Linked DNA regions of Homo sapiens: regions 2 and 3 are each linked to region 1. A link is an interaction called in ENCODE POLR2A ChIA-PET data of the cell type or tissue named here. Cell type or tissue: PC-3. All regions are shown on one strand.

Region 1 (8,000 bases):
GTACAGTTGCCTGAAGTTGCTAGAAAGAGACTATTTTAGCAGAAGTTAAGAAGAGAAGTTATTTGAATACTAGAACTTACCCAGCTGCAACTTCCTTTGCCGTGTTTGATGACACTTTGCTCATAGCTGACCTGACTGGAGAGGAGGAACATCTGGCAACTGGAATCTTAATAACAGTAATGGAAGAGGAAGCAGGCTCTGGTGTCCTCACCAAGCAGGTAAAAGTGGGCTGACTGGAGCTAGACTCCAGGACTAGATGAACCGAGCTGTTACAAGACACAAAGCTATTTAAAATGCAATGGATGAAGTAAATAGTATGAAACCCGAAGAAATGACCACCACATTTTCAAAGCAGATTTGTAAAAATTGTATTTGTTACACTGTGCACAAAACTTTTATACTATTAGCTGGGCGTGATAGTGCACGCCTGTAGTCCCAGCTACTCAGGAGGCTGGGGCGGAAGGGTTGCCTGAGCCCAGGAGGCAGAGGTTGCAGTAAGCCAAGATCTGCACTCAGACACTGTCTCAAAAAAAAAAAAAAAGAAAATTTTATACTCAATAAATATCAAACTACATTCTTCTGAAATATAGTTCTAGTATTTCTAGATGTTTCTAGTGTTTATGGTCACTTCACACATATATTATGTACAGTGAAACCATTTTTTTTTTCCTTTTCTTTCTGAGGCAGGGTCTCGCTCTGTCACCCAGGCTGGAGAGCAATGGCTTAGGCAAACCAACCCTAGTATGTTAAACCATTTCCCTGTTATTATTTAAAAACCATAGGATTGTGCTTCTCTATAAAGTGTGTACATTTAGCAGTGTAAAATACTGACACATTAAAAAACAAAAACAGAGGCCGGGTGCAGTGGCTCATGCCTGTAATCCCAGCACTTTGGGATGCCGAGGCAGGCAGATCACCTGCGGTCAGGAGTTTGAGACCAATCTGGCCAACATGGCGAAACCTCGTCTCTACTAAAAGTACAAAAATTAGCCAGGCGTGGTGGTAGTGTGCCTGTAATCCCAGCTACTCAAGAGGCTGAGGCAGGAGAATTACTTGAACCCGGGAGGCGGAAAAGCTTGCAGTGAGCTGAGATCATGCCATTGTACTCCAGCCTGGATGACAGAGCGAGAATCCATCTCAAAAAAAGAAAAAGAAAACAAAACAAAACTAAACAAAAAAAAAACAGAAAAAATAACGAGGAAGCTCTTGCTGCTCATGGTATGCTCACTAAGTAAATACAGTGCTAAGCAAATGCTGAGTAAATACAAAGCTAGGTGCAGAATACTGTGAATGGCATATTTACCAAAGAAAGGGGGAGGGTGTGGGAGTGGGGGAAGTGAAAACATGTTGATATACATTTGCTGCGTATACCTAGAATATCTCTGGGAAACCACATAAGAATCTGGTGAGGGGAGAAGGGGAGGGAGACTTTTCATTATATATACTTTCACACTCTTAAAATTTTAAAAGGCCGGGTGCGGTGGCTCACGCCTGTAATCCCAGCACTTTGGGAGGCCGAGGTGGGCGGATCACGAGGTCAGGAGTTCGAGACCAGCCTGACCAACATAGTGAAACCCTGCCTCTACTAAAAACACAAAAATTAGCCGGGCGTGGTGGTGCGTGCCTGTAATCCCAGCTACTCAGGAGGCTGAAGCAGGAGAATCGCTTGAACCCGGGAGGCAGAGGTTGGAGTGAGCCGAGATCATGCCACTGCACTCCAGCCTGGGCAACAGAGTGAGACTCCATCTCAAAAAAAAAAAAAATTAAAATATGAAAATATACCACTACAAACAAAAATGCTTTTTAAAAATCAAGATGAGGCTTAATTCTGCCTGGAGATTTATTTGATGGTAGTCCTCACCCACTGGCCCTCTTCCGAGGGCCCCATCTCCACTCCTCTCTGGCCAGTTGTCTCAGAGATAGATGCCAGCTTCCTCAAATCTTATGCAAAATTATCACTGTCTTGACTTCATCTTCACATAGTCAAGCCATGCCTTTTTCGCACAAAGGGCCCATTGCTGTGATTTCCCCACAAAAGAATCATTTCCCCAAGAGGAACCATGCCATGTCCCTAGAAAGCAGAAAGAGTGACAGTATCCTCTGTATTAAACAGCCCTGAAGTGTTTCTGCCAGGTCTGTTTCCATGCTTGCCTCTTCCGGCCTGGATTGTGGGTCTTGAGAGCAAAAACCTGTTTTATGCATCTCTGGGTCCCCGGCTTCATAGGTGATTCCAAATGCACCACATCCCTTCTTCAATGCCTGGCACAGCATGGTTCACACAGAGGACCCCTAGTAAATGTTTACCAGGTTGAGTCGCTTTGGTGAGGTGTGTGAACATGGAGAGATAAGACAGAGGGTGGAAGTTGGGCCAGATCTGGAGCAGAGCCAGAGGGTAATTAATAAAAACAGCTCACATTTATTGAGCATTTTACTACTTGCCAGGTGCTCTTCTCAATGCCTTTCTGCATTAGCTCATATAATCTTCACAACAACCCTACCAAGCAAGTTCCATTATTATCCCCATTGTACAGATGAGGAAACTGAGGCACAGAGCGACTAAGAAACAGTGTGTTGTTCAAATACTGTCATGTTCTATGGGTGCCATGATGTATCTGTGGCTAGGAAGTAGTTTTCTAGAACGTGGCTTTAAATTAGACTCACTCGGGGATCTTCTAAAACTCCTGATGCTCAGGCCACAAACTACACCAATTAAATCAGCATCTCTGGAGGATGAAATTGTCAATGGTAGTTTTTAAAGCTCCCCGAAAGATTCCAAAGCGCAACTGAATTTGGGAACTAGGGATCTGGGCCAAATCCTTTAATCCTTTATAATTAACGCACATGGAGATGTCACGGCGCAGAGAGAAGTGATTGCACAGGGGCACACAGGAGGGCAGTGGCTGAACCTCTGTCCTCCAGTGCCCAAGGTAGGTCTTCTTCTGCACCCCCAGCCCCTTCCTCCATGTTGCTGTAGGCACTGAGCTGGCAGGCTGCTAGGCCCACATGGATCTTACAGGTCTTGGCTCAAGGCTGGCTTGGAGGAAGATCCCCAGGACAGGCTAACTGATCCCCCTCATCCCAACGTGCCCCCATTCAAGCAGCTCCACAGGCTGGATGCCTTAGGGCAGAGCCCAACCTGGAAATTCTCCAGGCTTGGACACCACCCTGGATTTAGACAGAGCTCAGGGAGACTCAGGATGGGTGGGGCTTGGGGCAAAACACCACGGGAGTTGTGCCACAGTCACAGGCAAAAGAGCCGGGGCAGGCCCAGAGGCTAATTTCCCTGACCCCGCCCTGTGGGGCCTGTGTACTCCCCTCCTCCTCTCCCCACCCTCTGATGACGCACTGACCCCGGCCCTCCCCCTCAGTTCCCTCACCCCTCATTGGGAGGTGACGGAAATTCATTTCTGGCGGCCTGAGGGCTGTCAGCAACTTGTTTTCATTCTAGGGTCTGGCTGGTCCAGATAGGTCCATCCGGGCCCTATGTCACACAGGGGACACACACACAAACACACACACACACACACACACACACAAACACACACATTCACACACCCCAAACAGAACCTCTGGAGGAAAAGAAGGGAGGCACTCCAGGGGTTCTGAGTCACGGGATTCAGGGCATTCATAGCCAAATGCCACTCTTGGGAAAGCGGTGGAGCAGTTCACAAGGAAAGTCAAAGAGGCTGGACAGGGAACCAGTTCTCCTGTAGTCTTCCTCCGCTCTCCTCTAGCCCAGTGGTTCTCAACCCTGGCTGCACATAGAACCATTTAAGGAGCCTTTAAAAAACGCTGCTGCCTGGGCTCCAGCCCTGAGAGAGTTCAATTCAACTGTTCTGTTTAACTCCGGGGAGAGGCCAGGCCATCATCTTTTAATTCCCTGGTTGATGCTGATGAGCAGCCAGGAATGAGAGCCCTTGCTGATGGAATCATCCAGGCAGGATGGATTCACTCCCAATCTCACTGGGCAGATGGTCAGGGGAAGAGTCTGCCCTTTCTGTTGGAGAGGGGAGGGAGGTGTTGCAGGCAATATACCCCAAGACCTCATCTTCATGTCCATCATCAACACAATTCAGTAAAATGGTGGTTAAAGAACAGGAGCAGGTGCTCATTCTGGCTCTCCCCTTTCGTCACCTCGGACAAATTACTTGGCTTGTCAGAGCCTCAATTTCTTCATTCATAAAATGGAGAGAATAGTTGCCACCTAGGAGGTACTTGTGACAATTAAATGATTAAGTCTACACAGTCCTGAGCACATAATAAGCAATCAATAAAAAATAGGCTTTAATAATAAAAAAATGAAAGCCGGTTTGTACACCTATGTTCATAGCAGCTTATTCACAACAGCTAAAAGGCAGAAGCAACCCAAGTGCACATAAGCAAAATGTGGTTCGTACATGCAATGGAATATAACCTTAAAAAGGAAGGGAATGGCCAGGCGCAGTGGCTCACACCTGTAATCCCAGCATTTTGGGAGGCCAAGGTGGGTGGATCACTTGAGCTCAGGAATTTGAGACCAGGCTGGGCAACATGGTGAAACCCCATCTCTACAAAAAAATACAAAAAGTAACGGACATGGTGGCACATGTCTGTAGTCCCAGCTACTTGGGGGGCTGAGGCAGGGGGATCACTTGAAACCGGGAGGTGGAGGCTACAGTGAGCAAGATCATGTCACTGCACTCCACCCAGCCTGGGGGACAAAGTGAGACCCTGCCTCAGAACAAAAAAAAAAAAAGGAAGGGAATTCTGACACTTGCTGCAATATGGATGAACCTGAGGACATCATGCTAAGTGAAATAAACCAGTCACAAAGAGACAAATACTGAGTGATTCCCCTTATATGAGGCACCTAGAGTCATCAAATCCAGAGACAAAGTGAAAGCGTGGTGCCAGGGAAAGGGGAAGAAGAGGGAATGGGGAATTTGTGTAAATTAATGCAGAGTTTCAGTTTTATAAGATGAACAGAATTCTGGAGATAGAAGGTGGGGATGGTTGCCTAACAATATGAATTTTTTTTGTTTTGTTTTGTTTTGTTTGTTTTTTTGAGATGAAGTCTCACTGTGTCACCGAGGCTGAAGTGCAGTGGCGCAATCTCGGCTCGCTGCAACCTCTGCCTCCCAGTTCAAGCAATTCTCCTGCCTCAGCCTCCTGAGTAGCTGGGATTACAGGCACCCGCCACCACGCCCGGCTAATTTTTTTTTTTTTTAGATGGATTCTTGCTCTGTTGCCAGGCTGGAGTGCAGTGGCACGATCTTGGCTAACTGCAACCTCTGCCTCCTGGGTTCAAGCAATTCTCCCGCCTCAGCCTCCTGAGTAGTTGGGATTACAGGCACGTGCCACCACGCCCAGCTAATTTTTGTATTTTTAGTAGAGACGCAGTTTCACCGTGTTGGCCAGGATGGTCTCGATCTCTTGACCTTGCGATCCTCCCGCCTCGGCCTCTCTAAGTGCTGGAATTAAAGGCATGAGCTACTGCACCCAGCCAATTTTTTGTATTTTTAGTGGAGACAGGATTTCACCATGTTGGTCAGGCTGGTCTGGAACTCCTGACCTCAGGTGATCCACCCACCTTGGCCTCCCAAAGTGCTGGGATTACAGGCGTGAGCCACGGCGCCCAGCCATATGAATGTATTTAATACTACTAGAGCTATACATTTAAAAATGGTTAAGATGGGCTGGGCGCGGTGGCTCATGCCTGTAATCCTAGCACTTTGGGAGGCCAAGGCAGGCAGATCACCTGATGTTGGGAGTGCAAGGCCAGCCTGACCACCATAGAGAAACCCCATCTCTACTAAAAATACAAAAAATCAGCCAGGCGTGGTGGTGCATGCCTGTAATCCCAGCTACTTGGGAGGCTGAGTTAGGAGAATCGCTTGAACCCGGGAGACGGAGGTTGCAGTGAGCCAAGATTGTGCCATTGCACTCCAGCCTAGGCAACAAGAGTGAAACTCCATCTCAAAAAAAAAAAGTTAAGGTGGTAAAATTTATGCATATTTTGCCACAATTTTTAAGTTGGAGAAAGAAATAAAATAAATAAAAGACAAAATTAGCAATCCAGTTGCCCTGAGTGACTCTGTACTCCTAGAAAAGAGTGGACATATGGCCCTGGCTTCAGGCCTCCCCTTCTGAGATAGACACCAGGGGACAGATGCTCAATGAATGAACTCAGGATTTATGCTGATAATAAACAGGAAATAATAGATCGGTTTAAATATTTACATGGTGGTGTGCAGGCTTCAGGGCAAGGACATTACCAGGGAGGGGAGTGGGGGGTCAGACAGAAGACACAAAGAGAATGTAAATGTTAGTGGAACATGGGGCTGAAGCCACCCAGACGTGTCTTTCAAGCGCACTCAGGAAGAGAGGGACAACTGCAGGAGGGGAAAACCCCTGCCCAGGCTCAGGGAGTCTGCCAGAAGCCTGGGCCACCCCGTTCCTTCCTTCCAGGGGAGATCCTTGTTTACCTTGCGAGGCTGGAAGACAATGTAATCAAATTATGACTCATTATTCTAAATGACTTGTCTCCAGTGGAGAAGGCAGGCAGGGAGGCCGGGAAGGGGATACAAGTTGTTTTCCAGGACTTTGTTTGCTCATTTTCCAGCTCCCTCTGTCCCCAAGCCCTTTCCTCTCTTTCGGCCTCCCCCTGTCCTGGCCTCTCCCTCCCTCTTTCCCCACTCTGCTCTTTCCCCTCCATCTGCTCCTTGGGCATACCCAGGGTTGAGGGAGCAGAGCAGGTTCTTCTCAGTCTCGGCAGGTGACAATGAATAGGACAACAGGAATATCCTGCCCCCCAAGAAATCCCTTCCTCCCAACCAGAGAGCAAATGCAGTATCTCTATCTGGGATTGAAGTCAGGTCATTTGATTGAATAGGACTCTGTCTCTGACTTGCTGGGTCACTTTGGGCAAGTCACTTGTCCTCTCTGGAGCTAGTGTGAGTAGGGGGGTTCATTCCAGAAAGAGGAACCCCCTCTGCCTGCCCTTTCCTGCCTCCCAGAACTGGTGTAAGAATGAGAGGCCATCCCACCCATCAGAGACCCTCAGATCTCAGAGACTCAGGGGCCTGAGGCAGATGAAATACACAGGTTTTCAGCAACATTCCATCACCTCAGACACACCCCTGGTATCTAAGGTGATGGAATGGCCCTGAGCCCTGGACCCCGACAGAGATCTGGGGACCAACCTAGCCTGGAAGCAGTGTGCTGGATACCTACCTAATGGTCCATGTTCCCCCATCCCCCTCCCTGCCTTCATTCAAACGTGCATGCAGTTTCTGAGAGGAAGGCAGCAGGGCACAAGTCCCTTTAAAAGGTCAGATGGGAAAAAAAAAAGGGCAAAGAAACATTCTCTCTCTCCCTCCGTTCTGGCCAGCTGCCTCCCAATGACCCAGTAGGAGTAAGCAGAGAGGCCGGCTCCACTTCCTCCCCTGGGTTCTCACGTTCCATGACCTGGCAGCTCCTAGTGACAAATGCATCAGAAAATCTTCTCTGGATAGCTGCTCATAGAGCTAAAAAAAAAAAAAGTCTTCTCTGGGGTCAAAAGGAAACTGTAAGCAAATGGAAAAACATGGCATTTTTCCAAATATCGAGTTATAACAGCTCTCTCTCTCACACACACACACACACAAACACACACACGCGCACACACAAGCTGTCTGTGGAGCACATACCACATGGCATGAGTACCCATGTCCCAGGCAAAATCTAGTTTATATTATTTTAATATGAATACCCTCAACTTTAATAAATTCACCCTGAAACCATCAGATCCAAAGTTCACTCAGAGGTTTCTTCAAGTCATGAACAGTATTAATGAAGGAGTGTTGTGACTGCCCCTGTCCTGCCTGCCCTGCAGCCTTCTCATGCCCTGCACCCCCTGCCACCCCCACCTAAGCACGGTCTTCCTGGAGGGCTGCAGAAAAGAAAAGAAAAAAGAAAAGAAAAGAAACATTAAACCGTAGCAGTAGAGCAGATTGGAGGTGGGAAGCTTGAAGGCAATAGGA
Region 2 (8,000 bases), 65 kb after region 1:
TTCCAACTCCTAATAGAAATGCCTGACCCAGCACCCTCTGGGAAAATCAACCTTTGATTCAAAGAGATGTTGTTCAGCAATGATTACAGTCACAGTCACAGCCACATGCCATCAGCCTATCAGGAAATCTGAGGGGAGGCAGACAACCAGAAGGAGAGTTGCTTCCTCTCTCACCAGGAAGCAACTCTAGCTCCAAACCAGATGGGTGATTCAGCGCCACATGGAGAAAGATAATTCAGCCATTGTGTTTTTAGGATTAAGAAGCACTCATTCACTCGCGGAAGCCTTTAAATGTCACTGGTGCCTGGAACCAAATGTAGTCTTCCCAAGCCGTGGTTCGGATGGAAGGTCTGCCACATGACAGGGTCACAGTCAGTTTATGGCCCCGGCTGGGCACTCGATAGTTGAGCTTGGGTCGAAACCAATCTTCTCCACAGTTGCGGTGTCCCTGTGCCATGACGACGGTGCCCATGAGTGGAGGAGCCTGAAGCTCGCTAAAGGCATCAGCCATGAATATGGCTCGGAAGAGACGGCGCAAACAAGCTGCTGTGCTCAGGCTCTGGTCCACGCTGTAGGGGGCCAGCAGAGACAAGTCGAGTTCATAGAACTCCTTGGGGCTTAGGGCATTGCCCCCAAGGAGAATCAGCACTCGCGGTACTAGTGTCCGTGCAAAGAAGTCCTCCAGGTGGCTGAGGACACTCTCCAGTTCTGCCAGGGCTTGTTGGCATTTCCTGCTGCTCACCTCAGTGGTGGCCCGAGGTTTCTTCTTCAGCATCTCCTCTGCCTGTGAGGACAAAGAATGGTGGGAGAGAAGAACAAGGCAGGGGGAAGCTAATGCTCTTTGAAAAGAACCCTGCTGGGATGTGTACATAGACTTACAGGACTTAATTTCTAGCTCAATGAACCGCCACAGCCAAAACACTGTGTTTTATCAGAGGGTATTATACTGAAAAGGAAAATATATTATTTGTACAAAACCATAATTCTCCCACATTTAGAACAGCAAACACAGTGTTCTGAAGGTGGAGGATATCCAGATATAAGCAACTAAAATAGAAATTTGGTGACATGACAAAGTGACAACAAATTTTTGCTGTATGGGGAGTGATAACAGGAATGAGGATTATTTGGTCTAATAAACATGACTTTGAACTTGTTCTTCCACTTAAACATAGTAAACTGAACACATGCTTATTTGCACTTCCACCTGAAATATTACAAAATGAGAGAAAAGAAATTAAGAAACAAATGAAGGAAAGAAGAGGAAAGACTGACAAAGAAAACTCCCAAGAGGAAAGAACTGGAAACTACACAACACTAGCCAAATGCAAACACAGAAGTTTTGGAAGATAGAAGATGAAGAGTTGGCTGGGCGCAGTGGCTTACGCCTGTAATCCCAGCACTTTGAGAGGCCGAGGCGGGCGGATCACAAGGTCAGGAGATCAAGACCATCCTGGCTAACATGGCGAAACCCTGTCTCTACTAAAAATACAAAAAATTAGCCGAGTGTGGTGGTGGATGCCTGTAGTCCCAGCTACTAGGGAGGCTGAGGCAGGAGAATAGCCTGAACCCAGGAGGCAGAGCTTGCAGTGAGCTGAGATCACGCCACTGCACTCTAGCCTGGGTGACAGAGCGAGACTCTGTCTCAAAAAAAAAAAAAGAAAGAAGATGAAGAGTTAAGAGTTCAAGAGAGCTGAATACCAAGTGCTGACAGAAGGGACCCCCAAGGGATGCAAACTGATCCACACAGCAGAACCCCAGAAAGGTTTAGGAAGTGGTGATACAGGCACCACAGAGGCAAGAGTGAATATAGGGGAAATGAATGAAAATCTGTGTGAAGATGCTTAGATCATCTGCCAAATTTCTCCCCCATCCAGAGGGAAGACTTTCCAATCCCCACAAAGAGATCACCAGGTTCCCACCTAATCTCCTTATAGTGAAGTCTATCAGCTCATAAGGCCCAGGCATGCACACACAGCTTGCAATGATTTATTCTTTTTTTTTTTTTTGAGACAGAGTTTCGCTCTTTCGCCCAGGCTGGAGTACAGTGGCGCAATCTCGGCTCACTGCAACCTCCGCCTCCCGGGTTCACACCATTCTCCTGCCTCAGCCTCCCGAGTAGCTGGGACTACAGGCGCCCACCACCACGCCCGGCTAATTTTTTGTATTTTTAGTAGAGACAGGGTTTCACCATGTTAGCCAGGATGGTCTCAATCTCCTGACCTCGTGATTCGCCTGCCTCAGCCTCCCAAAGTGTTGGGATTACAGGCGTGAGCCACCGCGCCCGGCCAATTTATTCTTAAATATTCACCAGACACAGAATAAAACTCTCCAACATGAAAGTCAAAGTCCAGAACAAAACAAATGGGGAATGGATTCTAGAAGAAACTGAGATGCCGCAAGGAACAAAGAAAAACTTAAAAATTCAATAATTAATATCCTCAGGCAAAAGAAGTTCATGGCCTGGCGCAGTGGCTCACACCTGTAATCCCAACAACACTTTGGGAGGCTGAGGCAGGTGGATAACCTGAGGTCAGGACTTCGAGACCAGCCTGGCCAACATGGTGAAACTCCATCTCTACTAAAAATACAAAAATTAGCCAGGTGGGCCAGGAGCAGTGGCTCACGCCTGTAATCCCAGCACTTTGGGAGGCCAAGGCGGGCGGATCACTTGAGGTCAGGAGTTTGAGAGCAGCCTAGCCAACATTGCGATACCCTGTCTCTACTAAAAATACAAAATTTAACCAGGTGTGGTGGCACATGCCTGTAATCCCAGCTACTTCGAGGCTGAGGCAGGAGAATCGCTTGAACCCAAAGTGGAGGTTGCAGTGAGCCGAGATCGCTCCACTGCACTCCAGCCTGGGCCACACAAGAGCGAGACTCCTTCTCAAAAAAAGAAACAAACAGGCGGAGCACGGTGGCTCATGCCTGTAATCCCAGCACTTTGGGAGGCTGAGGCAGGCGGATCACCTGAGGTCAGGAGTTCAAGACCAGCCTGGCCAACATGGTGAAACCCCGTCTATACTAAAAATACAAAAATTAGCTGGACATGGTGGCGCATGCCTATAATCCCAGGTACTCAGGAGGCTGAGACAGGAGAAGCACTTGAACCTGGGAGGCGGAGGTTGCAGTGAGCCAACATGGCACGACTGCACTCCAGCCTGGGTGACAGAGTGAAACTCCCTATCAAAAACAAACAAACAAACAAAAAATTAGCTGGGTGTGGTGGTGCATGCCTGTAATCCCAGCTACTGGGGAGGCTGAGGCAGGAGAATCACTTGAACCTGGGAGATTGGGGTTGCAGTGAGCTGCGATCATGCCACTGTCCTCCAGCCTGGGTGACAAGGCGAGACTCTGTCTCAAAAAAAAAAAAAAAAAAGAAGAAAAAAGAAGTCCATACAGAAATTAAACAACAGGATGCTATTAAAGAAACATGCAGGCCAGGCGCGGTAGTTCACGCCTGTAATCCCAGCACTTTGGGAGAGGCCAAGGCGGGCAGATCACTTGAGGTCAGGAGTTCGAGACCAGCCTGGTCAACATGGTGAAACCCCGTCTCTACCAAAAATACAAAAATAAGCTGGGCATGGTGGCACGTGCCTGTAATCCTAGCTACTGGGGAGGCTGAGGCATGAGAATCGCTTGAACCTGGGACATGGAGGCTGCAGTGAGCCGAGATCACGCCATTGCATTCCAGCCTGGGCAACAAGAGAGAGACTCTGTCTCAAAACATAAAATAAATAAATTAATTAAAATACAAAAATTAGCTGGGTGTGGTGGCAGGAGCCTGTAATCCTAGCTACTCGGGAGGCTGAGGCAGCAGAATCGCTTGAACCTGGGAGGCGGAGGTTGCAGTGAGCTGAGATCTCGCCACTGCACTCTAGCCTGGGCAACAGAGCAAGACTCTGTCTCAAAAGAAAAAAATGCAAAGAGCCAGTTCATTAAGTCCAAATGCAACACGTGAGTTTCAGAAAGAAAGAACAGTTGAAAAAGCCAGAAGGGTTAGGCTACCAAAGACTAGAGTGGGGAGAAAGTGACCGAAGCCCTGGAAGCTGCTTATTCTCTCAGGCTTTGAAGATTTCTTAGACCCCCTTTCTACCTGCCTCCCATCTAAGAGCCACAAAGTCTTCCCACCAACTTGCTCCCAAAGCCTGTGCCTACCTGGGGAGAAGGTTTTCGGTAAAAGTGCTTAAGCTGTTCATAGGGCAGAGGGAGCTGCTGGCGTTGATACATGATATGCTTTAGAAGTTCACAAGTAAACTGACAGCAGCCTTCCTGGCTCACAGGCCCAGGAAACACCACTGGTACCATGCAGTCTCTTGGGCAAAAGGCCTCCGAAGCGTTGAGAGGTTCCTGCGTAGAGCTTGTCTCAAGTAGTTCTATCTGGGAGGCGTGAGTTTCTTCGGACTTCTCATACCACTCCAAATCTGGTAGATGAAAAGAGGGACAAGAGAGAAAAATTAAAAACCTAAAAGCCAGTCAGTCTTCTCATTCCCTGTGGCCGACAAACCAGCCACCCTGAAAAAGCAGGCACTCCGACATACGCCCATATCCTCCGCAGCCTACAGTATGGGCCGTGGCAGGGAGAGATTCCTGATCCCTGTTGCCTGAGGAGATTTAATCGACTGCAAGATAGTGGGGGGATTTCGGAGGGCTCCCCGCTCAGAAAGCTGCGGGACTTGATCTGGGGAAATGAGTCAAAAGTGTAGTCAAGCAGGGTCCAGTGCGACCCAGGGCGATGGAGTCACAGCCAGAGCCGTGTAGGACACCCGGAAGACAGGGAAGACGGGCTAGGGAGAGGACCAGCGGATAAACGAATGGATGGCGCGGCGGTAGGGAAGAAACAAGTCCCCAAGGCTCCCCAAACTCTTGGCCCCACGCCTTACCAGGGACTGCGGCTGAGGACAGAACCTCCGCCTCCGGCGCCGCCATCACGACCTCCCCTCCGCTACTCCTTGCGGTTAGAATAAAGGTCTCGCGGGGCATCATGGGAAGCCCGCGCCTCCACTTCCGGCTCAGTTGGGTCGGAAAAAAGGCGCGGCGTCGCCGCAGTGTGGGGGAGGTTAAGTGGAGCTGGGATTTGAACCCTGCGTTCCTCCTTTAACACCCTGGCAAATGTACGCCTAACCCTTGCCCAGCAGGGAACCCAGGAGTTCTCAGCCACTGAGCGCTGCTTTCTAAAAGACACCAGCCCTCTTGCATCTATTCACTCCAGCATTCACTACTCACTGTGCACCTACTTCGTGCCAGGCCCTGTCCTAGGTGCTGGAGACAGCGGAGAACAAGCCAGGCGCGGGCCCCGTGCTCAAGGGGTTCACTGCCTGTAGATACAATACAATGTGATGAATTATACAGAAAAGTGTACACGGGGTGTGGAAGTGAAAAACAAGGGTGGCTGACCCACAGAGGGTAGGGGCTGGGAAGGAGTGGTCCCAGAAGAAATGTGTGAAGCTGTGACCTGTAGGATAAGTCAACAAGGTAAAGAGGAGGGCCTAGTGCTCCTGGAGACCTTGAGACAAGAGCATACTCTGTACAAGGAATGAAAAGAGTTCATATTATAAAGAGTTAAGGCTGTAGTGAATAACAGGAGCCAGATCATGGCAGGACCGTATAAGCCACGTGAGAGTTTGGACTTGATCCTGTAGGCAGATGGGGAAGCCTTGAAAGGTTTAAGTAGGAGAGTGGCATGATTAAATTTACATCTTATAAATTTAATCTCTACCCTGGCTGCAGGATAGAGATTGGATTACAGAGAGGATAAGAGAGGAGGCAGGGATACCAGTTAGAGGTAGTGCAATTACCCGAGTACTTGATGAAAGCAGCCTAACCTAGCGTAGTCACAGTGGGGTGGAGATAATTGGGTAAACTCGAGATATTTAGGAGGTCCAGTGAACATAACTTGGGGATTGATTTACAAGGAGGAGGAGGAATAGAAATAGACTGAGAAGAGGCCAGGCACGGTGGCTCACGCCTGTAATCCTAGCACTTTGGGAGTCCAAGGCAGGTGGATCACGAGGTCAGGAGTTTGAGACCAGCCTGGCCAACATGGTGAAACGCTGTCTCTACTAAAAATACAAAATTTAGCCAGACATGGTGGCATGCACCTGTAATCCCAGCTACTCAGGAGGCTGAGGCAGGAGAATCGCTTGAAGCCGGGAGGCGGAGGTTGCAGTGAGCTGAGATCGCACCACTATACTCCAGCCTAGGTGACAGAGTGAGACTCCATCTCAAAAAAAAGAAAAAAAGAAAAAAAAGAAAGAGACTGACAAGAAAACAAGCAGGTTTCTGACTTCAGCAATTGTATGGGAAATTGTACCATTCAATGACAGAGGGAAGCAGGGTGCCGAGGCCAGGAGTTCAATACCAGCCAGGACAAGATTGGGGACCCTGTTTCTGCAAAATTAAAAATTTTTTTTTAAAGTTAGCCAGGTGTGGTGGTGCACAACTGTCGTCCTGGCTATTCTGGAGGCTGAAGCAGAGGATTGCTTGAGTCCAGGAGTTCGACACTTACAGTGAGCTATGATCATGCCACTGCACTTCAGCCTGGGCAGCAGAGCAAGACCATGACTCAAAAAAAAAAAAAAAAAGAAAAAAAGAAAAAAAAAAAGGATGGAGGAAACACTAAAATAGGAAATAAGACCAGGTTTGTTGGGGTGGGAGGTGAGTAGGAGAAAAGATGAGTTCAGCTTTTCACAGATTGAATTTGACATCTCCATAGGATAATGAATAGAGATATTTAGGAATGCCATTTGCAATAAAGGTATGTATTTAAGAGCCATCAGCATGTTAGTGAATAAGATCACCCAGGGAGGGTGTAGAATGAGAATGGGCTAGGATATTGAAGACACTAATGTTTAGGGGATGACCAGAGAGACAGAAGCTATGGAGAAGACTAAAGAGTACCCACAGGAGGATAAAGAAAAATAGACAAATGGCCGGGCAAGGTGGCTCATGCCTGTACTCCCAGCACTTTGGGAGGCTTAGGTGGGAGGATTGCTTGAGCCTGGGAGGTTGAGGCTACAGTGAGCTGTGATCGCACCACTGCCCTCCAGCCTGGGTGACAGAGGGAGACCCTGCCTCCAAAACCAAAATAGACAAGTGGGGCCAGGCATGGTGGCTCATGCCTGTAATCCCAGCACTTTGGGAATTCAAGGCAAGGGGAGTGCATCAATCCAGAAGTTTGAGACCAGTCTGGGCAACATAATGAGACCTTGTCCCTACCAATAAATAAATAAATAAATTAAATAAGTGTCAGGTCATGGAGGCCAAGAAAAGGGCGTGTTTCAGGAAGTAGGGACCAGAGGTCAAAACACACTATAAAAGTACAGCAATTAGAGGCCAGGCACAGTGGCTCACGCCTGTAATCCCAGCACTTTGGGAGGTCGAGGTGTGCAGATCACCTGAGGTCGGGAGTTTGAGACCAGCCTGACCAACATGGAGAAACCCCGTCTCTACTAAAAATACAAAATTAGCCAGGCGTGCTGGTGCATACCTATAATCTCAGCTACTTGGGAGGCTGAGGCAGGAGAATCCCTTGAACCTGGGAGGCGGAAGTTGTGGTGAGCTGAGGTCATGCCATTGTGCTCCAGCCTGGGTGACAGAGTGAGACTCCGCCTGGAAAAAAAAAAAAAAAAAGTACAATGATTAAAATACTGGGTCTGACTGGGCATGGCAGCTCCAGCCTATAATCCCAGCATTTTGGGAGGCCGAGGTGGGAGAATTGCTTAAGGGCAGAGGGATTGCTTGAGTCCAGAAGTTTTTTGTTGTTGTTTGTTTGTTTGTTTTTAGATGGAGTTTTGCTCGTGTTGCCCAGGCTGGAGTGCAATGGCGTGATCTTGGCTCACTGCAACCTCTGCCCCCAGGGTTCAAGCAATTCTCCTGCCTCAGCCTCCCAAGTAGCTGGGATTACAGGTGCCCACCACCACACCCAGCTAATTTTTTGTATTTTTAGTAGAGATGGGGTTTCACCATGTTGGCCAAGCTGGTCTTGAACTCCTGTCCTT
Region 3 (8,000 bases), 270 kb before region 1:
AAAAATGGGTAAAGGACTTGTACAGACACTTCACCAAAGAGGATATAAAAATGACAAACGAACACATGAAAAGATATTCAACATTACTAACACTCAGAGAAATGTGAATTGAATCCATGATGGGATACCTCTACATACCTGTTAGAATAGCACATTAAAAAATGTAAAACCAAGAGCTGACAAGAACACAGAGAAACTAGTACTCTCATACATTGCTGGTGGGAATGTAAAATGGTACAGATGCTTTGTAAAATGGTTCGTCACTTTCTTGTAAAGTTAAATCTTTGAGTATACACTTACCATGTGACCCAGTAATCCCCCTCCTAATGTAGTTACCCTAGAGCAATGAAAACATCTCTTCACATGAAAACCTGTACCTGAATGTTCATAGCAACTTTATTTGTAATAGCCAAAATCTGCAAACTGCTCAAATGTCCTTCAATGGGTTAATGGTTAACAATGAAATACCACTGATTAGTACAAAGGAACAATATTGATAAGTGCAACAATATTTGGATAAATGTCAAAGACTTTCATACTAAATGAGAGAAGCCAGTCAAGATGTCACACACTGTAATTTCATTTACTTGATACTCTCAAAAAGACAAAATTATGGTGATGGAAAACATATTAGTATTTGCCAGGACTATGGGTGGGGTGAGGATATAACTATAAAACAACAGCATGAGTGCGTTTTTAGGGGATGATGGAGTTTTCCCGTATCCTGATGATGGTGGAGGATACACACATCTGCACATGTTCAGATCCATAGAACCGTATACCAGAAGAAAAACAGTAAATTTTACTGTATGATAATTTAAAAAACCCAGTAGTGTGGACAGAAGTTCCGAGAGAGAGACGCTTGGCTCTTGGAGAACAGACTCATATTTCAGAGAGGTTATTCTTGTACTGTGAAAAAGTTAGCACCACGCATAGAACTTCATAAATGCTCAATAAATCAACAGTTACAATAAAGAGGTTAATAGATTCTGAACTCAGTGAGTCTAGAAAGTGATGTCGCCAAGAAACGAATCACTAGATTCTGCTGGGAAGTGGATTCCTGAAGTCAAAGCAGGGTGCCAGAAGATGCTCAAAGCTAGCTGGGAGGTAGAAATGCCCCCAGAGGGAGAGATAGCATGTGGCCCACAGGCCTAGGGAGCTAATTCCAGACCTTCTTCCATTGTCAGACCTTGCTCAGAGCTGCCCAGGAGGCTGAGTCTTCACGGGTGAAGGAGGAAGTGGTAGGCTCTGAAGGAGCTCTGTTCCCTCCTGCTCACCTCCCAGGTGGCCCATAGCCATGACCTACTTTTCCTACCTGTTGGTGCAGGTGAGTTCCCTTGCCCACAGCTATTTTTATCCAGCGGGATTCCCAGCTATTTTTACCAGCCTGGCCTTGACTGTGGGGTTGGGGTTCTTGCCCTATGGGAGACCCTGATGGACATTCCCTCCCCTCCCTCCCATCAAGAACCAATTGGTCTTCCCACAGCTGCTCCAGCCAGAGGAGATACCCTCAGAGATCTCTCCTGCTGCAAAACCTGCAAGGGCTCACCACTGTCTGCAGAATAAAGCTCCAACTCTTTTACTTGCACATTCAGAGCTCTCCCTGACTTGGAGGCCAGCTTCCCTTCAGCGTCATGTCTCTCCACAGCTGATGCTGGAGGAGCCAGCCAGCCCAGGCTCCTTGCCAGATGCCTACAAGGCCTCTCGATTTCCTGCTTGTGTGCATGCTGTCAGGAATGTCCTTTCCCTTTCCATTTCCACTGGGCAAAACTGAACCCATCCGCTGGGCCCAGCACTAATGCACCTCCCCCAAGGAACCCTCCTTCATTCCTCACCTGCTAGAGAACTATACTACCTAATTTTAAGACTTAGTATAAAACTACAGTAGTTCTGGGACCTCTCTGCTCCCTCTGCCTCAGAGGATGGCCAGCTAGGGATATGTTCTTGGCACCGGCTCTTGCCCATCTCTGGCCCTGCACCCTGCACAGGATGTATATGAGTAGAATGTTGTGGCCTCTCCTACATCTTCCAGGCTGCTTTCTTTCCCCAAGGCAGGGTGGAGTCCTCTGCCATCTTCAGGCTGCCAGACTCTCCACCTCCGTGAATCAGCAAACCTTTCCAGGGCCAGCAGTGGGCTCAGCACTTTTTTGAGTGCTTTTCGGAGCGTGTGAGGGAGGAAGTCAGAGAAGCCACACTTGGCATAAAGGAGCCAGGGCATGCAGACCTGAAGCTCCAGGGACTACTCATGTGGCAGGGTGTACCCAGGGACCCCAGAGGTGCTCTCTCACCTCCCTTCTAACCACTGCCTCATCTTCTCCCTTTTCCTGGAGAGCTGCGCCCCTTCCCCATGGCCTGCCTTCCATGCTGTCCTCACCCCACAGCCCAGCCTGGTTCCTGCCCTCTGCTGTCCCTGCTAGAACCTCCTGGGCACCAAATCTGGAGGGTCCAGTTTGAGTTTTTATTTCCTTGGCCTGCTCAGGGCCTCCCCATGCTGACTTCCCTCATTACTAGGATGCCCGTCCTCCTAGGTCTCCCCATGTTGACCTCCCTCATTTCCAGGATGCCTGTCCTCCTGGGTCTCTGTTTTTGTTTTCTTGAAGGGCTCCCAACCCTCTGCTGGTCCCTGGGAGGTTGGGAGTCCTCAGGGTAAGATGGGGGCTGCTTCTCTTCTCCCAGAACCCACTCAAGGTCTCAACCATCAACACTGGCCCCCAAATCCATTCCTCTACCTCAGGTTTTCCTTCCTGAGCTCCAGATCCCTGAAGTTCTCATGGGCCCCTCAAAAGTAACATGATCTAAACGCAAGTCATCACTTTCTCTGGCGGTCCCTCCTCAGCTCCACCCCAGCCAACAGCACCCTGTGGATCCACTTTGCAGTTTGGGGCCTTCTCCCTCTCTCTGCTGACTTAGCTTCCTACACATAGCAGGCCAGGCCCTCTTTTTCTCAATTACTGCCACCACTTCCTGCCCAGCTCCTGTCTCCTGCCTTTCCCATTCCCATTCATTCTCATTCAGCAGCCCCAGGGAGCTTTTCAAAGTACAAACCTGGGCCGGGTGTGGTGGCTCAGGCCTGTAATCCCAACTACTCTGGAGGCTGAGGTGGGAGGACTGCTTGAGCCTAGGAGGTTGAGGCTGCAGTGAGCTATGATCACACCACTGCACTCTAACATGGGTGACAGAGTGAGACCCTGTCTCAAAAGAAAAGAAAAGAATAAGAAAGTACAAGCCTGGCATGATCCTCCTGAAAATCTGTTGTTTGCAGAAGCAAGTCCACGTGTCTTTTGGAAGCAGGCCAGGTATGCGCAGTACCGGTGAAGCCAGGCTGCTGGCTGTGTGACTTGGGCAAGTGCCTCTCCCCTCTTGAGTCTCCTTTTCCTTCTTTGTAAGGTCTGTCTACCTCCTAGGGCAGTTCTGAGAACCATATGAGATAACACACATAATGGGTCTAGAACTGTGCTGGCCTGCAGGGGTGCTAAAACAGGGGTGTTAGCGTTACTAGCTGCTTCTTCTCCCCAAGCTCCCTGTGGCTTCAACTCTTGCCTTGTTCCTATATGATAATGCAGCCAAACCTTTGTGCCTCTACCCCTCTGACCTTACTCTTCTTTCTGCAGGATATGCCCCCTACCACAGGCTTAGCTCACCTACAACTTTTCCTACTTCAAGGCTCAGAATGAGTTCCAGCCCTCCGTAGCACCACTGACTCCTTGCGGTTCTAGCATCTAGCGCCCTATTGGGCCTCAGCCCCTGGGGGGCAGAGCAGGAAGCTGTCAGTACACCCCATCAGTTGCAGAGACCTCAGGTCTCAGGACAGGGTGTGACCTAGAAGGGAGCTTCCAGCTTGAGGCCCTGGTGTGGGAGTGCTGTCCATATATGTCTCCCCAGTGGACTCAGGTCACAAAGTGTCCACCAAGGAGGGATGGGTCCCCTTCGTGGGAGAAGTGCTCTCTCCCTGGTGTCAAGAGAGGTTGCCAGCACCAATAGGCCAGGCTCTACAGGGAGCTCACTCAGACACCAAGGACCAGGCCAGGCCCCTGCATGGGGCTGTCCTGGTCTTCCAAGACAGCTTCAAGCATGTCAGGAACAAGGAGGCAGCTGTGGGTGGAACACACACCTGCTGATGGACAAGGAAGCTCTCACAGGGGAATGTGGGAGAAAGGGAGAACTTTCCTGGAAGTCTAGGCTGGAAGTAGCAGGAGGAGGGTAATGGGAGGATGAGAGGGACAAATCTGAATGATCTTCAGTGATGACCTCGTCCTGCCTGCCTGGTGTTCCCAGGGTCTCTAGAGCTGCACTGTCCCATACAGCAGCCACTAGCCCCATGTAGCTACTTAAATTAAAATGAAGTAAAAGTAAAATCCAGTTTTTTGGTCACATAAGTCATATGGCAAATGCTCATGGCTGCCACACTGCATAGCACAGATACAGAAGGACTCTTTCATCACAGAGAGTTGTAGCTTGAGTGCTAGCATTGTTCCAGAGCCTGGCTGCCCCGATTCAAACCATCACTCTGCTACTGCTAAGTTTAGGCAAATTACTGGACTGCTCTGTGCCTCAGTTTCCCCATCTCTAAATGGGGATCATGACAGTTATTGAGAAGGTTAAATGAGTTAAATATATGTAAAGTACTTAAAACAGTGTCTGGAACATGGAACAGGAATTGTGAATCTGCTGGTAGAGAAAGATACAGCTATGCTAAGGCATTAAAAAGATATTACTGACTTTTTGGAAGGGCATATAAAATTCATATATACAGGAAAAAGCCACCCACACAGCCGACCCTCAGCCGCCCATGTCACTCTGCCATTAGAAGCCTGTGCGTGCCTTGTTTGCTAAGATAGCATCATCACCTCCCTTCCGCAGAAGAGGCAAAGGACCTGCTCAAGACCAGCAAGGTTTGAGAAGGGAACCAGCTCTCTGGCTCCAGGCCCAGAGCTTACCTCCACTGCCTTAGGTGGTGCCCATGATTCCTTATTTCCTTAAACGTGCCCCACAGGCGCCCCTCCTTTGATGATGTATGTTACTGCCTTATCTCGCCCACCATTAGGAAGTCCTTTCTCATGTCTGATCTCAGTCCCACCACTTGTGGTGCAACCCCTATATCTAAGGCTGCCTGCATGGAGATAGCACAGGACCGGAGGGGGTAGCGGGTAGGGAGACGGGAAAAGGCTTCTCTGTGATCTAGTTCCAGAAACCACTCTCACTGAGGAAGTCAGTTCATCCTGATATTTAACTTTAGCCCCACCATGGGTCAAGCCTGTTCTTCCTGCCTATCCTTGGAGGACATGGGGCATTTACCCCAGGGCTTCCATATCTGCCCTGCAGAGATAGGAATCAAGCCCTTGTACTTCCTGACTTGACTCTTGGCAGGGGGACTCCAGGGTTATATATAAGGTAGACTCAGTGCTAGCCCAAGCAAAAAGGCACATCTCAACCCTGACTATCCAGGGAAGGCTAGTACTCCAGCAAATCCTGTACGGACTATGCTGCCCATTGCACAGATGGGGAAACTGAGTCCCTGGGCAAATGAGGAGCTTTCCCCCAAGCACACAGCCAGGAAGACTGTGTTCATTGCAGTCCTCTCCCCACTCTACCCAGGTCGCAGGAAAGCACTGGCAGTTTGCAGGATCCCTGAGCCTGAGCCATAGGTGCCGAAAAAGCAGCTGATTGACTGTCCTTTATAACTTCAAAGCAAGTAGCATCATCTTTGTCTCCTTAAGATCCAACATGGAGTTTAAGAGAGAAGTCAGAAAGAACCTGCTGACAGTAGGAAATGAGGGAAACTGTGGAATTCACTTTTCTGAGGGCATTTTAACTAACAGATACGCAAGCAAGTCTGCCTAGTCCAGCAGTTCAGGTTGTCTGCTGTATCAGAGGATGAAATTTCTTTAATTCAAACTGACATTTTCAAAAGGGTTGTGGGGGTGGGTGCTGTGGACTAGCCACCCTTGTACCATGCTTTGACTGGTCTGGCCTGGGAGAGAAGCGGTGGTGCCCGTCCCTACTCTTGCTCCTGGCCTTGTCTGCTCCCTGCCTTGCCCCCCTGCCCACCTTGGCTGCCTCCGGTCTCCCGTGATTGAAATCTCCCTGCTGGTCTCAGAGCTGACCTTCCCGCCTTTAATTCAATCAGGAATCACAAGCCCTTTTAATATAGGAAATAAAAGGCTGGCTGCTGAGCAGGCTGCACCTGATTGACGGGGCTGCCAGCTTGGTCAGGCTGGCCTGGGGAGGGGGCATAGACCCGTGACCTCAGCTGGCCTCTCTGGGGTAGGAATGCTCCCCCGAGCCTGGGGAACAAAGGAGGACCACCCCCCTCCTGATTCCCAGCAGAGGAGGGACCAAGGCCACATGGTAGGGGGTGGCTGCTGGCTGGCCCAGAGAAGCTGGGGAATGTCAAGCTCTCACTGCAGCCTGAGGGACTTGGGGTAGACACGAGGGAGGACTTTGCAACTGACTAATTCCTCTGTTCTTGTTATGTGATTCTGGGTTGATGCTCCAAAGTATTGCAACAACGCATTTTTATTTTCCAAAAAAGTAGAAGGGGTGCCAGAGGAATCAATGCTAGCTTTTCTGGACTTTGGTTTCTCATCCATATATAAAGGTGGGCAGGGACCCAGCCACCGGGCTGTTGTGAGCATTAAATGAGTTAATGAAAGCTCACTGGCACATAATAATCGCTCATTAAATTATAGCTAATAACATTCTTAATAATTTATTCTTCTAGAGGCATACAGAGGTCTCCACTTCTACTTGGAAGTGGAGGAGACTTGGGGGAGAGAGTCCAGGGTCCTGGGCCCTGTTGCTTGCTTTCTCTCCTTGGAGACAGCCCAGGACAGGTCCCGTCAGCACCTAGGTTCCTTCCCCGGGGGAGGCAGGCTGGGGCAGTGGAAAGCTGCCTGCTCAAGGAGTAGAATTCTGGTTCAGCATATTTTGGCCTCACTTCTCTGAGCCTTAGTTTCTTCCTTTGGAAAATGGGCTAGTAGCACCTACCTGGTAGGATTGCTTTGATGCTCTTTAAAGTGCCCAGGCCAGAGCCTACCAAGTATTAATAGGAGGTGCTCAGATTGTGGTACCTCTCTCTCCTGAGCCCCCAATCAAGTGCTCAGCCCAGCCTACCCGAGTGGTTTTGGCTTCCATCCTGAACCTACCCTGGCCCTATGGGAAACCCCATTTCCCTGTGATCTGAAGCTGAGCTCTAAGAGGCCACTACCCTGTTCCTGTTCAACCATATTGCATAAATGTCCTATGGCCTGATTCCCACAGGGTTCTGCCTGTGGCCAGGATCTGCCTCAGATGCTCCTTCCACTGTGGCTGGTTTTACTTTCCAGAGGTGAATGAGCCTGTAGAATGAACCACCTTAGGGCAGGCGGAGATGGCTGGCAGCTCCCCATGTGTGTACAGCCCAGTGCCTAGCATGAAGAGATGCTCAAGGAGGTCTCTCCCCAAAGTCTGCCCCACCCTCCTGTCCTAGGCGTATTATAAAAACATATACTATAACATCATTCTTTGGTTTCTCAATAAGCAATGCTACACAGCTCCTGTATAAAATATGTTTGGCGATAAAGGTAATAGTCACAGTGGACGCCCACTTGAGCTTCAGGCTTACTCCGTGCTAGACTTGGTGTTGAGTGCTTGAGACACACTGTCTCTCTCCTACTTCCCTATGAGGTAGAGATTGCACTGCATCTTTGAGGAGACTGACACTCAAAGAGGTTGAGTAACTTCTCCAAGCTGACCCAGCTACTAAGCAGCAGTGCTGGGATCTGAATCCAAGCCCATTGTCAGCCCTCTGCAGACTTGGCTGGGCAGTTCGTAGAAGAGTCTCACGTCCGTTGTTGCATTTGATGGCGTAGCAACCTCAGGGTTTTGCCAAGTGTGTGATTGTCATTATTATGATCCCATCCTACAGGAGAGGAAATGGAGATTCCCACATCACACAGTAAGTAAAGATGGGACAGGGACTTGCACTTCCGCACTGTGCTCAGGTCTCCACTGTAAGCACA

What was found. Peaks named below come from ENCODE experiments on the same cell type or tissue, not always from the same donor. Only the 100,000 strongest peaks of a DNase experiment are listed, where the experiment ranks them.
Region 2: POLR2A ChIA-PET joins it to region 1 with 5 read pairs; 16 of 35 experiments call an interaction of 5 or more read pairs at or near these places.
Region 3: POLR2A ChIA-PET joins it to region 1 with 5 read pairs; 3 of 35 experiments call an interaction of 5 or more read pairs at or near these places.

The regions. Positions count from the first base shown.
Region 1 is chr6:43,698,259-43,706,258 of GRCh38, reverse strand. It overlaps the pseudogene EXOSC8P1. Among named protein-coding and RNA genes, the nearest start is that of MRPS18A, 14 kb to the right of the region's middle. RefSeq lists a silencer at 3,168-3,267 and an enhancer at 2,370-3,355. In PC-3, no CTCF peak of the experiment used is centred here; DNase peaks (open chromatin) are centred at 1,288, 3,258, 3,578 and 6,498; H3K4me3 peaks cover 2,171 bases; H3K27ac peaks cover 5,126 bases.
Region 2 is chr6:43,632,805-43,640,804 of GRCh38, reverse strand. It overlaps MAD2L1BP (MAD2L1 binding protein), which reads right to left and starts at 4,965. Exons shown (of 3, transcript NM_014628.3): 1 at 4,884-4,965; 2 at 4,159-4,424; 3 at 1-784. The coding sequence starts at 4,929. The coding sequence ends at 272. RefSeq lists enhancers at 2,413-3,199, 3,200-3,987. In PC-3, no CTCF peak of the experiment used is centred here; no DNase peak of the experiment used is centred here; H3K4me3 peaks cover 1,724 bases; H3K27ac peaks cover 925 bases.
Region 3 is chr6:43,966,750-43,974,749 of GRCh38, reverse strand. No RefSeq gene overlaps it. Among named protein-coding and RNA genes, the nearest start is that of LINC03040, 30 kb to the left of the region's middle. In PC-3, no CTCF peak of the experiment used is centred here; DNase peaks (open chromatin) are centred at 1,669 and 3,279; H3K4me3 peaks cover 244 bases; H3K27ac peaks cover 3,146 bases.